Regions from separate parts of the Mus musculus genome. Here region 2 is linked to region 1. Evidence: chromatin contacts called from ENCODE Hi-C or POLR2A ChIA-PET data. All regions are on one chromosome and are shown on one strand. The core of a region is the stretch at or near the end of the contact, and the rest is flanking DNA. Distances in the headings are between cores, read along the strand shown. Region 1 holds the start of Rpa1 (replication protein A1). Region 2 overlaps Smyd4 (SET and MYND domain containing 4).

The links. A loop is a pair of places that touch in the nucleus more often than their neighbours do. ChIA-PET counts read pairs that join two places held with the same protein, here RNA polymerase II (POLR2A).
Region 2: POLR2A ChIA-PET joins it to region 1 with 39 read pairs in Patski. The contact joins the enhancer-like site here to the promoter of Rpa1 in region 1. A Hi-C loop is called at or near these places in 1 of 37 maps with a recorded cell type or tissue (T-helper 2 cell). POLR2A ChIA-PET finds 5 or more read pairs at or near these places in 1 of 5 experiments (Patski).

The regions. Positions count from the first base shown.
Region 1 is chr11:75,346,661-75,351,621 of GRCm38, forward strand. It overlaps Rpa1 (replication protein A1), which reads right to left and starts at 1,723. Exons shown (of 17, transcript NM_026653.2): 1 at 1,566-1,723. The coding sequence starts at 1,598. Smyd4 (SET and MYND domain containing 4) reads left to right here and starts at 1,773. Exons shown (of 11, transcript NM_001102611.1): 1 at 1,773-2,091; 2 at 3,009-3,154. The coding sequence starts at 3,021.
Region 2 is chr11:75,396,456-75,401,477 of GRCm38, forward strand. Smyd4 (SET and MYND domain containing 4) reads left to right here. Exons shown (of 11, transcript NM_001102611.1): 6 at 3,146-3,328; 7 at 3,827-3,990. Among named protein-coding and RNA genes, the nearest start is that of Serpinf1, 24 kb to the right of the region's middle. Within about 2 kb of position 3,317, at least 2 of the 3 ENCODE cell types and tissues checked have a DNase peak (open chromatin) inside an H3K27ac peak, as active enhancers do.

The sequences.
Region 1 (4,961 bases), core at 473-2,972:
AGCTAAACACTAAATCTAGAAACTCAGTCCTCCAACTAGCCCCTTGCTCGGCTTCAGCCTCATTTTTACAAACAAGGGAAAGAGTTTGGAATGTTGCCCAAAGCCATACATAAGTGAACAAAAAGGAGTTGGAGTCTCCAAATGCATGGATTTGGGCTAGTTACTTTGCCAACCAACTCAGTAACAACTGAGCTGAACAGGAACACTGTGGTAGCAAAAGAAACTGGAACTATCAATGGCCTCTAGAGCAAAAATATATTTAAAAAGAAAAAAACAAACAAGGCCTGGCAAGGAGACTGTGAGAAGAGTGTGCTGACTGAAATTGACTAGTTCAGCCAACAAAAGACTATTCCAGGGCTGGTGAGATGGCTCAGTGGGTAAGAGCACCCGACTGCTCTTCCGAAGGTCAGGAGTTCAAATCCCAGCAACCACATGGTGGCTCACAACCATCCGTAACAAGATCTGACTCCCTCTTCTGGAGTGTATGAAGACAGCTACAGTGTACTTACATATAATCAATAAATAAATCTTTAAAAAAAAAAAAGACTATTCCAGTGGGGATGGAAAAGTTAAGTGTGGAGTTAAAATATACTTCAACTGGTGATGGACTAGGTGTCCAGAGTCGGGCAAAAGGATGCTCTGTGGTAGAGGTGCCTGCTGTGTAAGCCCAGCTACCTGAGCTCAATCCACAGAATCCACAGCGGAGTGGGAAGAGAAACAACGTCCCAGAGTTGTCCTCTGGCATCCGACGCACATTCGCCATCCCCAAGATGTCATACATATGTGTACATACTACACACTGGCGCACGCGCACACACACTCTTTTTTAAAATTCAGACTTAGAGGGACATAAAGGATTTGCTCTGATATATGTTCAATTGAAAATGACTTTGAAGATAGAGGGCAGATCGAAGGAAGCTCAGCAGGAAAGAATTAATAACATGCAGGTGAAGGGCTATAAACTAGTCTGCAGAGGGCCTTGGCTCGACAAAAAAATCTATGGGGTTTGCCGGTAAAATAAGGAAAAAGTTGTCAACATGAAACACAGAACACTAGCAAGAGAGGAGTGTTAGCAGAAAGAAGCCAACAAGCTCAAACAATTAGGTCGGCTGAAAAATTTTAAAATGTCTTCTGATTTGGCTACTGGGAAGCCACTGGTGACTTCGGTCAGCGTTTTCTCTCTCGTGACCAGAGAGATGTCTAGTAGCAATAATGAGTTAGGAGGATGTAAAAGAAGTAAAACAGCCGAAAACAAGTCCAAAAAGTTTGGGGTGATGGAGAAAGGGAGGAAACAGAGGCCGCCGAAGATAGACAGCGGCATGTTTATTTGTCTTGTTTTCTTAGATGTAAACAAACTAAAAAAACTCGTGAGTTCTTCTGCCAGTACCGGGTTGCCTCCAGCATCCTCTGATGGTCTTAGAGACCCCGGGATGCTCCCCCGCGGCCGTATAATTTCCTCCCTGACGCTCTCCCGATCGACAGCGGCTCCCTCCCCGGGTCCTCTTTGCACCGCTCCAAGGCCGCGCTGCTAGGGCCATCGAGCCCGCTCAGGGTCGTCTCCTTACCTCGATGGCCCCCTCGCTCAGGTGTCCCACCATGGCTGCACCGCTAACTCCCGCGCTCGCGCTCTTGCACCGCCTGAGCTTCTCTGCCGGGGTCCCGCGGGCTGCTCAACGATTGGCTAGAGCAACTGTGCGTGCCGATCCGCCCCCAGCGTGAGCGCGGTGCGAGGGGCGGGCCTAGACGCCGATAGCCACCGCATTGGCTACCGCGCGGCAGGCAGAGCACGTGACTCTTCCGAGGCCGGGTTCGAGGCCTAGTGGCGGGATGGCGGGACGTGAGGGCGGGGCGCTGGGTCGCAGTGCGCCTGTGTCAGCGCGGTGCTACTGAGTTGTTCCCCCGCCAGCTGTCGGAACTTTGCCCGCCCAGTCCTTTGGCGGACAGACAGAATGGCAACCCAGGGAACAGTCGGAGCTCTCCCCTGGTAACTGCTGCTAAATATAGTCAAAGCAGTGACCTGGGTACTTCTTCACGCAGTGCGTGCCCGGCGCCGGTGCCAGGCCCAGAGCTTGGCACTGTGGGATAAACAAGGTAAATCAGACTCAGTCTCCGCCCTCTTGAGTTCCACCTGAGAGTTGTGGCCGCAAGGAACCCAGCCTCAAGGATGGTAGACGCGATATGGGCCACACATGTGGAGCTCCAGAGTGGGGGTCAAAAATCAATCAGGCTTTCGAGAGGCGATGCGGTTTGAACTGAGTTAAAGTGTGTGTAGAAATTTGTCAGGTGGATTCCAGTGAGGATAGTGATGTTCCTAAAAGCCCAAATGGCCTATGCAAAAGTATTGGAGAGCCTGGCGTGCTGGCTGGCTCTGATCTGTTTGTAATCCCAGCCTTTGGGATGTAGAAGCAGCAAAAGTTCAAGGTCACCCTTAACACCGTTGAGTTCGAGGTCAACCTGAACTAAATGAGACCCTGAAAAATCAAAATTTGGGACCCAGGCGTGGTGGCATTCGAGGTAAAAGCAGGCAGATCTCTGAGTTCGAAGCCAGCCAGGCTAACATAAGATCCGGTCTCAAAAAAAAAAAGTAATAAAAATAAAAAGGGAGAGAGGCTATATGAACTGAAAGAAAGACCTGGAGATCAAAACAGAAAACTGAGCCGTCTAAGAAATGAAAATATTTAACTTCATAGTTGCTGGAGTAAGAAGTCTGGAAAACTTTGGGCAACTAAGGTAAACAGGTCTAGAAAGACTGGAATAGTAGCCATCTACTGGTATTTTGATCTCTGTTTGTACAACCACAACCTACTATAGTTTCTCAAACAGTTCCAAAGAATATGTCTGGGTGAATTGGTACCACACCACAGATTAACTCTCCTTCAGCATATCAACAGCTATAGAAAACCCCAGAAGAAATGATTTTGGTTGCGTGTCACTTGGTAGGATGAAATCTCGATTTTCTAGAACTATGCATTAATAGAAAGCTGAATCTTCATGTTCTGACTTTACAGAGCTGCGGCAGCATGGATCTACCGGTGGATGAATGGAAGTCCTACCTACTTAAGAAGTGGGCTTCACTCCCGAAGTCTGTGCAGGACACAATTTCTACAGCAGAGACTTTGAGCGACATCTTCCTTCCTTCTTCTTCCCTTCTTCAGTAAGTGAATGGAAACTTCAGGGAAATTTTGGTCTGGAAAATGTTCTGCCTTGTCATTTGGTCTGAATATCTCTTTTTTATAGGAGAGAGTAGCTTTATATTTTTTATAGTATGGGGCATTTAGCAGTTACTGTTGGTTTTCACGTTTCTCCCTAGTCTGTGATTATAGAATGGGTAGGCATAACTGCTTTCCTCTTTTGGTATGTGTTATACTTAAGTAATTTAGTATCTTGCTGTCGTCCCAGTGCTGTCACTCAAAGGATATGGTGCAGGTTGTGTAGCTGCCCATAGAAGCTCATTCAGTACTAATAGTGAGAAAGAACCCTAGCAATTGTTTAGTTGAGACCCAGAAATTTTCAAATTCTATGGACTGCATTCACTGGTGAGATAGACATTTTATATCACAACCTAGTAAATGTATACATAGGTAGAAGTCTCATTTACTCAGCAAATCTTATTTTTTAATTTTTAATTATCTGAAATTAAAATATAATTACATCATTTCCCTACTTCCTGCCTCCAACCTTCCCATGTACCCCTTCCCACTTTGCTTTGCTCTCTCTTAAATTCATGGCCTCTCTTTTTAAGTTGTGTGTGTGTATGTGTGTATTCCTAAATGCAATCTGCCCATCCATATGATGTTACTTGTGCGTATATGGCTTCAGGACTGACCAGTTTGTTTTGGATAACCAGCTTGGGTGGGGCTTGAAGGGTAGAGGAGTGTTCCCTGGGGAAGACTACCCCCCCCCCAACATTCCTTAGTTGCTTAGAGTTCTTTGTCTAACGTTGGACCCCTGTAAGAATTTTTTCCCCTTTCAGGTTAACCTATATAAATAAGACTTTCAGGCCTTGTTCTTGAGACTTCAGAGGTCTAGAAATGTCCCTGACATTTCTAGGAGATGCAGTCTCACCTCTGACTTTCTTCTTCCTCTGGTTCTTGGAATCTTTCCACCCCCTCTTCCTCCATGTTCCCCGAGCCTTGGGTGCAAGAGTGCTGAGCACCACATGATCACATGTTCAGTAAATATTAGTGCTCTGTGGCAGTCAAGAACATTAATCCCTGCAGTCTGGAGGCAGAGGCAAAAAGATTGTTTCAGCAGCACATATACTAAAAATTGGAACAAAACCAGTCAAAGAACCACACTCACCAGGAAAGGATGTGAATGTGGATGCACCGAGCAGGGTCAGGCAATAGCAGCGAGGTAGCCACGCCCGCTTAGGCTTCTGACCCACCGGACTGTGAGGATCATAACTGGCTGTTGTTTGGAGCTGCTCAGCTTGGGTAGTTTGTTGAACAGAAGTAGAAAACTCGTTGGCAGAGGCTTGAGTGTGATGTGAGCTGATTATATCTTCAAAGAGAGATGATCAAACTAAGCCTGCAGGATAAAGCCATCCAACTGTATGTTTTTCTCCTAGGACCACAGCTAAGGATGGCTTTTTACCAGATAAAAGTTTGCAGTTGATTTTAAGATAAAGAGCACTGGCCATGAACCCTAATTAAACAAAAAAGGACTTTTTTTTTCTTTTTTTAAACAAAGAAGGCCAGTGAGCTGGCACAGGAAGTAAAATGCTTGCCTTCCAAAGATACAAGCCTGACCACCTACTGTGTAAGCCTGACCACCTACTGTGCAAGCTTGATGACTTGAGTTCAATCTCTAGGACCCACACAAAGGTGGAAGCAGAAATCCAATTCCACACACATGCTGTGGAATATGAATAAACACAAAAACACTAATAATTAATAAAAATAATAACAATAATCTAAAAAAGAAACTAATCCCACTGCTGCCATTAGTAAACTTACATT
Region 2 (5,022 bases), core at 2,067-4,566, 51 kb after region 1:
CCACTGGCCCTGCCTAATTGTATTTTAAATAACTGTCCTCCTCTCTGTAATTTTCAGTTTCTAATTTTTACATAACTACCATGTATTCTTTTTGTAATTTTAATTAGTTTTTTAATAATAGAAACAAGCTAAGTGCTAAGAATATTTTCATATGAACATTTTCAAGGCACTTGATACATACCTCAGATTTGCCCTCCAGGTGAGCAGTACCAATTACGTGCCACCAGCAATGTTAGCTTCCTTTTTTCCCTACCATCTGATTCTGTTTCAGTCTATTCGTAGTTCTGATCTTGTTATATCCCTTTTTATTGTTTCCCTGGGTTCCAACACCTCCCAGTTGAGTGTTCTCATTGAATTTCATTAGCAGCTGTTTCATTAATGGCACAGAAGAAGGATTACAGTGTTAACTAGGATAGACTTTGACAAAGAACTATGAGAACATATCTTATTATCTTTGCATAAATTCTTTTTAATCAAAGTTCCTCAAAAGCCTCTCTCTGTTCCCATCTCAGGGAGTAGGTCTGGCCACTGATGAGTGTCCAGGCCACAGTACAGGTGTGCGTGGTTCTGTCCCTGTGGGAAGGGCACATCTGTGTTGTAACAGGATTCCTGTCTTAACAAGCCTTGCTCAGGCTCTAAGTGGTCCTGAGCTAGCTAACTGCCCTTGGCTTTCCCTTGATTACCAGATAACTATTCACTCTTCTCATTTTGCAGAGCACTTACCAGGTAGCTATGTCCTGGAAGTACGAATGAGTCCTTCTATTGTTTTTCTTTTACTTAAATCCCATTTGAAATGCGCCAGGGACACTTCAATCCAAGGTACACTTTTGCTAAAGAATCACTCATTTTTATATGCAAAATGTCACCTATTAACTGCAGCTGATATGGTACATACATATTCTCTCTTCCTATTATCCACTAATAGGTGACTAATGCGAAATATTGAGTAATTTTTAAAAATCAATACTCAATTTTTTAGAAATAATTAGAGAGACATTCAACTCTGACACCAGCACCCTACTCAGTTCCTGAGCCTTCCTCTGCCGGAGGAGAATCTATAAATAACTCACGAAGCTGACATTACTCACTGTGTTGCAGTCATTTTTTTCTGAGAAAATTTTAGCAACTGTTCTAATAGAGCCTGCCAGTTATCAGTAGTTGAGAATGCAAGTCAACTTTTAATTATGCAGACGCTGATTATTCAGACGACAAATTGTTGGTGCCTGCACGGCTCCTTCCTGCTGCCTACCTTTAACCGTTCTCAGTGCTCATTAGCACATGTTCCAGAAGGTAGGCTTTGGAGGGGCGGACAGGCACTCAAACCAGCTAAGCACTTAGAGAAGCTCTGATGAAAGATGTTAATGCAGTTTGTAGAATTATTGACTAAAATTGAGTCATTTGGATTCCCTGTGAATTGTATTTACATGCCCTGTCCCTGTCCCCCATAGCAACAGATAATAGGATTGTCTGCAGAGAGACAACATAGTTCTTATATTTAATTTTTTCCTTTGTCGAACATTTTCACATGATGGTTCGTGGTGTTTCCTTTGTTCATTACATTTGTATCCAGACTAGTTACTTCTGATAAGCGGTTAGTTAGGATTCCTGGCACGCGGACAGTGACACCACAGTTGTCTGATCGTTTCCCACTTTTTTACAAAACCGTTTGCCTTTAAGAGTCAGTGTTTTGCACATTTCACCCAGATTATTGGAAATATTATTTCCCTCCTGCTTAAACCGAAGCTGTGATCATAATTTAAGCCTTTCTAGGTAGCCGATCTTACATGTATCATACCTATTTCTGGCATATGTTTGTCTATTACAAAGACCTCGTAGGTATGCAGTTAGAAGCCTCTAGTTAAATGAAATGTTGCGTGTGTGATGAACCTGGAGTGGGGATGGCCTTTTGTGTGCCCCAAGGCTGTTGTGTTTCACACAGTTGTTTTCTGCCTCCTCTGGTCTATCACTATCCTGCCACTGCCAGAAAACCCTGCTGTGTGTTCCCCGCGTGGAGGATCTCTGCTTCTGAACTTCTTTGGCCTGAGAAACTCCATAACCAAATCAGTTAGCATTTTGTTTAAAGAGCAGGTAGGCTGTTAGAGCTTGGGTCTTACATGTCTCCCAGGTCCACTTGCCAGCGCCTTGACCACTGTTAACTTTTGTTAACCAACTCATCTTTTGCTGCCTGTTTTTTGGGGGGTTTTTTTGGTTTTGTTTAAGCCAAGATCAGTTATATGGCCCAGGCTGAGCCTCTCTTCCCAGCCTCTCAAATGTTAGAATTACAAGCATGCATCCCTCAGCATACCTTTCCTTTGCTTTTTTTAAAATAGAGTTTTGCCATAGCAACAGAAATCTAACCTAACTAAGCATAGCCGTGCACATGGTATGAGGAACTCACATATGTGTGAATGGAAGTTCATAGAGACCGGCATCACTGCCTAGAGGCCCCTTTCTTCCTTCCTTGCAGTTGTCGTGCTAGCTGACTGTACTACAAAAGAGGTTGTCTGAGGCATAAGACTACCTTCAATAAAACATGCACAGACAGTTTGCTTCTCTGAGATTTCAGAGCAGTGACTACCTTCAATAAAACATGGACAGACGGTTTGCTTACCTGAGACTGCAGAGCAGTTTCCAAAAATTTTAGACAAAGGGTAGGATGAAGAAGGCTGCGGGGTTTTGCACACACTTAAGGTGCGTAAGTAAATAAACTGAGCTACACTGACAGGATGCTCGTTCTAGTAGCCAACCAAAGAGCAGTTGAACCAAAGCACCTAGACTTCAAACATCGTGGGGAGATAATCTTAGGAGTGCTATGCTTCTGCGTCCTACAAGTATTATGAAACTGTCTAGAAAGCACCCCACTGGTAATCCCTTTTTGATTATTTTTTTTATAAATTCTAGTCTTGGGGTTTTGAGTGGCACACAGACATAATGGTTAGGCTTCGGTGTGTGCTCATTCACTTTGCTTCCTGGGGACCAGAGTTTGCGATGAGTCATGTTCCATCTGATTTCTGTCGGATCCGGCTGCAGAGCCATGACTCAGATGGGCTTCAGGCCCAGCTGCTCAGTTCATCTTCTGGGGAATAGATGACAAGGACGGGACAAATGTCCTGACGCACATTTCCTTCTGTTCTTGCACTTCCAGGGTCTAACGAGAGCATCATTACCAACAGCAGGCAGATACGCCTTGCCACAGGCATCTTCCCTGTTGTCAGCCTCCTGAACCACTCCTGCAGGCCCAACACCAGTGTGTCCTTCACTGGCACTGTCGCCACCGTCCGGGCAGCACAGAGGATCGCAAAAGGACAGGAGATTCTGCACTGCTATGGTGAGCCAGCCTTTCTTTCCACTACCCTGCTGTGCCTCACACCTCACATGAAAAGGATAAGGGGACAGGAATCAGCAGATATGGGCCCAGTGCCTCTACTCATCCTCTGAGTCTTTCCTGGAAAGGGCAATGCATCCTTGGGCCAATAAAAAAGGTCTTCTGGCTGTAATAAAAAAGCCCGTTGAGGGCAGTGAGCCATATCCCTCCATGCCTTGTAGACAGCCTATCCTGAAAATGAGCGAGGAGCACTTTCTTGGCTTCTTTCTTCCTGCCCCAGCAGCTTGGAAACGTATCCACTTTCACCCGTGTTTTGTTGTTTTTTCTGAGATGATAGGGCAGAGTACCCAACCTCATATAGGCTAGGCTAGTGTCTATCACTGAGCCAGGACCCCAACCCAGCACCACCATGCCAGTCACGTGATGACTAGGCCAGCCCCTCGGTAGAGTAGGCATTGACTCTCTTGGTGTGACTAGGAACTGTGGGTAATCTCTCTCCAGGGCCTCACGAGAGCCGGATGGGCGTTGCTGAGAGGCAGCAGAGGCTGAGTTCTCAGTACTTCTTTGACTGCCGCTGTGGGGCCTGTCACGCTGAGACACTGAGAGCAGCTGCAGCTCCCAGATGGGAAGCCTTCTGTTGTAAGACTTGCAGAGCGCTCATGCAGGTAAATCTCTGCTGTTCCCAGGGGCAGGGCTCCAGCTAAAGGTTGTCAGTCGCCAGGAGAACCATTCCTGCTTCCCTTCTTGTAACTCCTCCCTACATGTCGCCCGGTCCTGCAGAAAACACAGGTTGTATTTCCTAATATTTTCCCTATAAGTGACACAAAATCTTAAATTACACAAAGGGACCAAAAAAAAAAAAAAAAAAAAAGCCCTAGAAATTTACTTGCTCAAATAAGTCATCAAAAGTTGTGCATCAGGCCTAGCACTTGGGTACTGGTAACCCTAGCACTCAGGAGGCTGAGGAAGAAGGATCTCAAGTCGGAGGCCAGTCTCAAGTGACACCCCATCTAAGAGATCACCATTCCAAGGAGCTATTTCAGAGATGGTTTAATCTGGGGACCCAGATTGTGGATTTTCTGTCTGTTCAATTCCATCTCTCTGTGCTGGCCTCATCAGACACACTCTGTAGTAACTGTGGGAAAATCCGACCCACATAGTTTTCCCTCAGCCTTTGACCCAGAGGGAAGAGCCACAGTGGAGAGCATGAGAGCAGACCCTTGGGTGCTACTGCCAGGTAATGGTGTAGACACTGGAGTCTTCAACATTCATGCCCCAATGCAAAATGGTCTCCACACCAGAGCATGGCATTCTCATTAGAAATAAGTAAATGGAATTGGCTGTGTTGAAAATTGTAAAGCCAAGGGTCAAGAATGAAGCCTTCCCCAGCATGTTTTGTTTTGTTTTGTGTTTTAGGCAGCGTCTCTCTGTGTAGCCTTGGCTCCTGCCCTCTGCTACCTCTCCCAGGTGTGCCACCATGCTGGGCCTAAGCGCCCTGTGCATTAGTGCTCCCTCGATCCTGCTCACTCTTGAGACAGTCTTCCTTCTACTCTGTATCCCCAGATAACCTAGAGTTCACTTCAGAGCCCAGGCTGGCCTCAAACTTGAGATCCTCGTGTCCCAGCTTCTCAAATGCAGTGATATTTACAGGCCTATACCTGGCTTTCCCTGATAGATTCCTAGTAAGATGATTATCC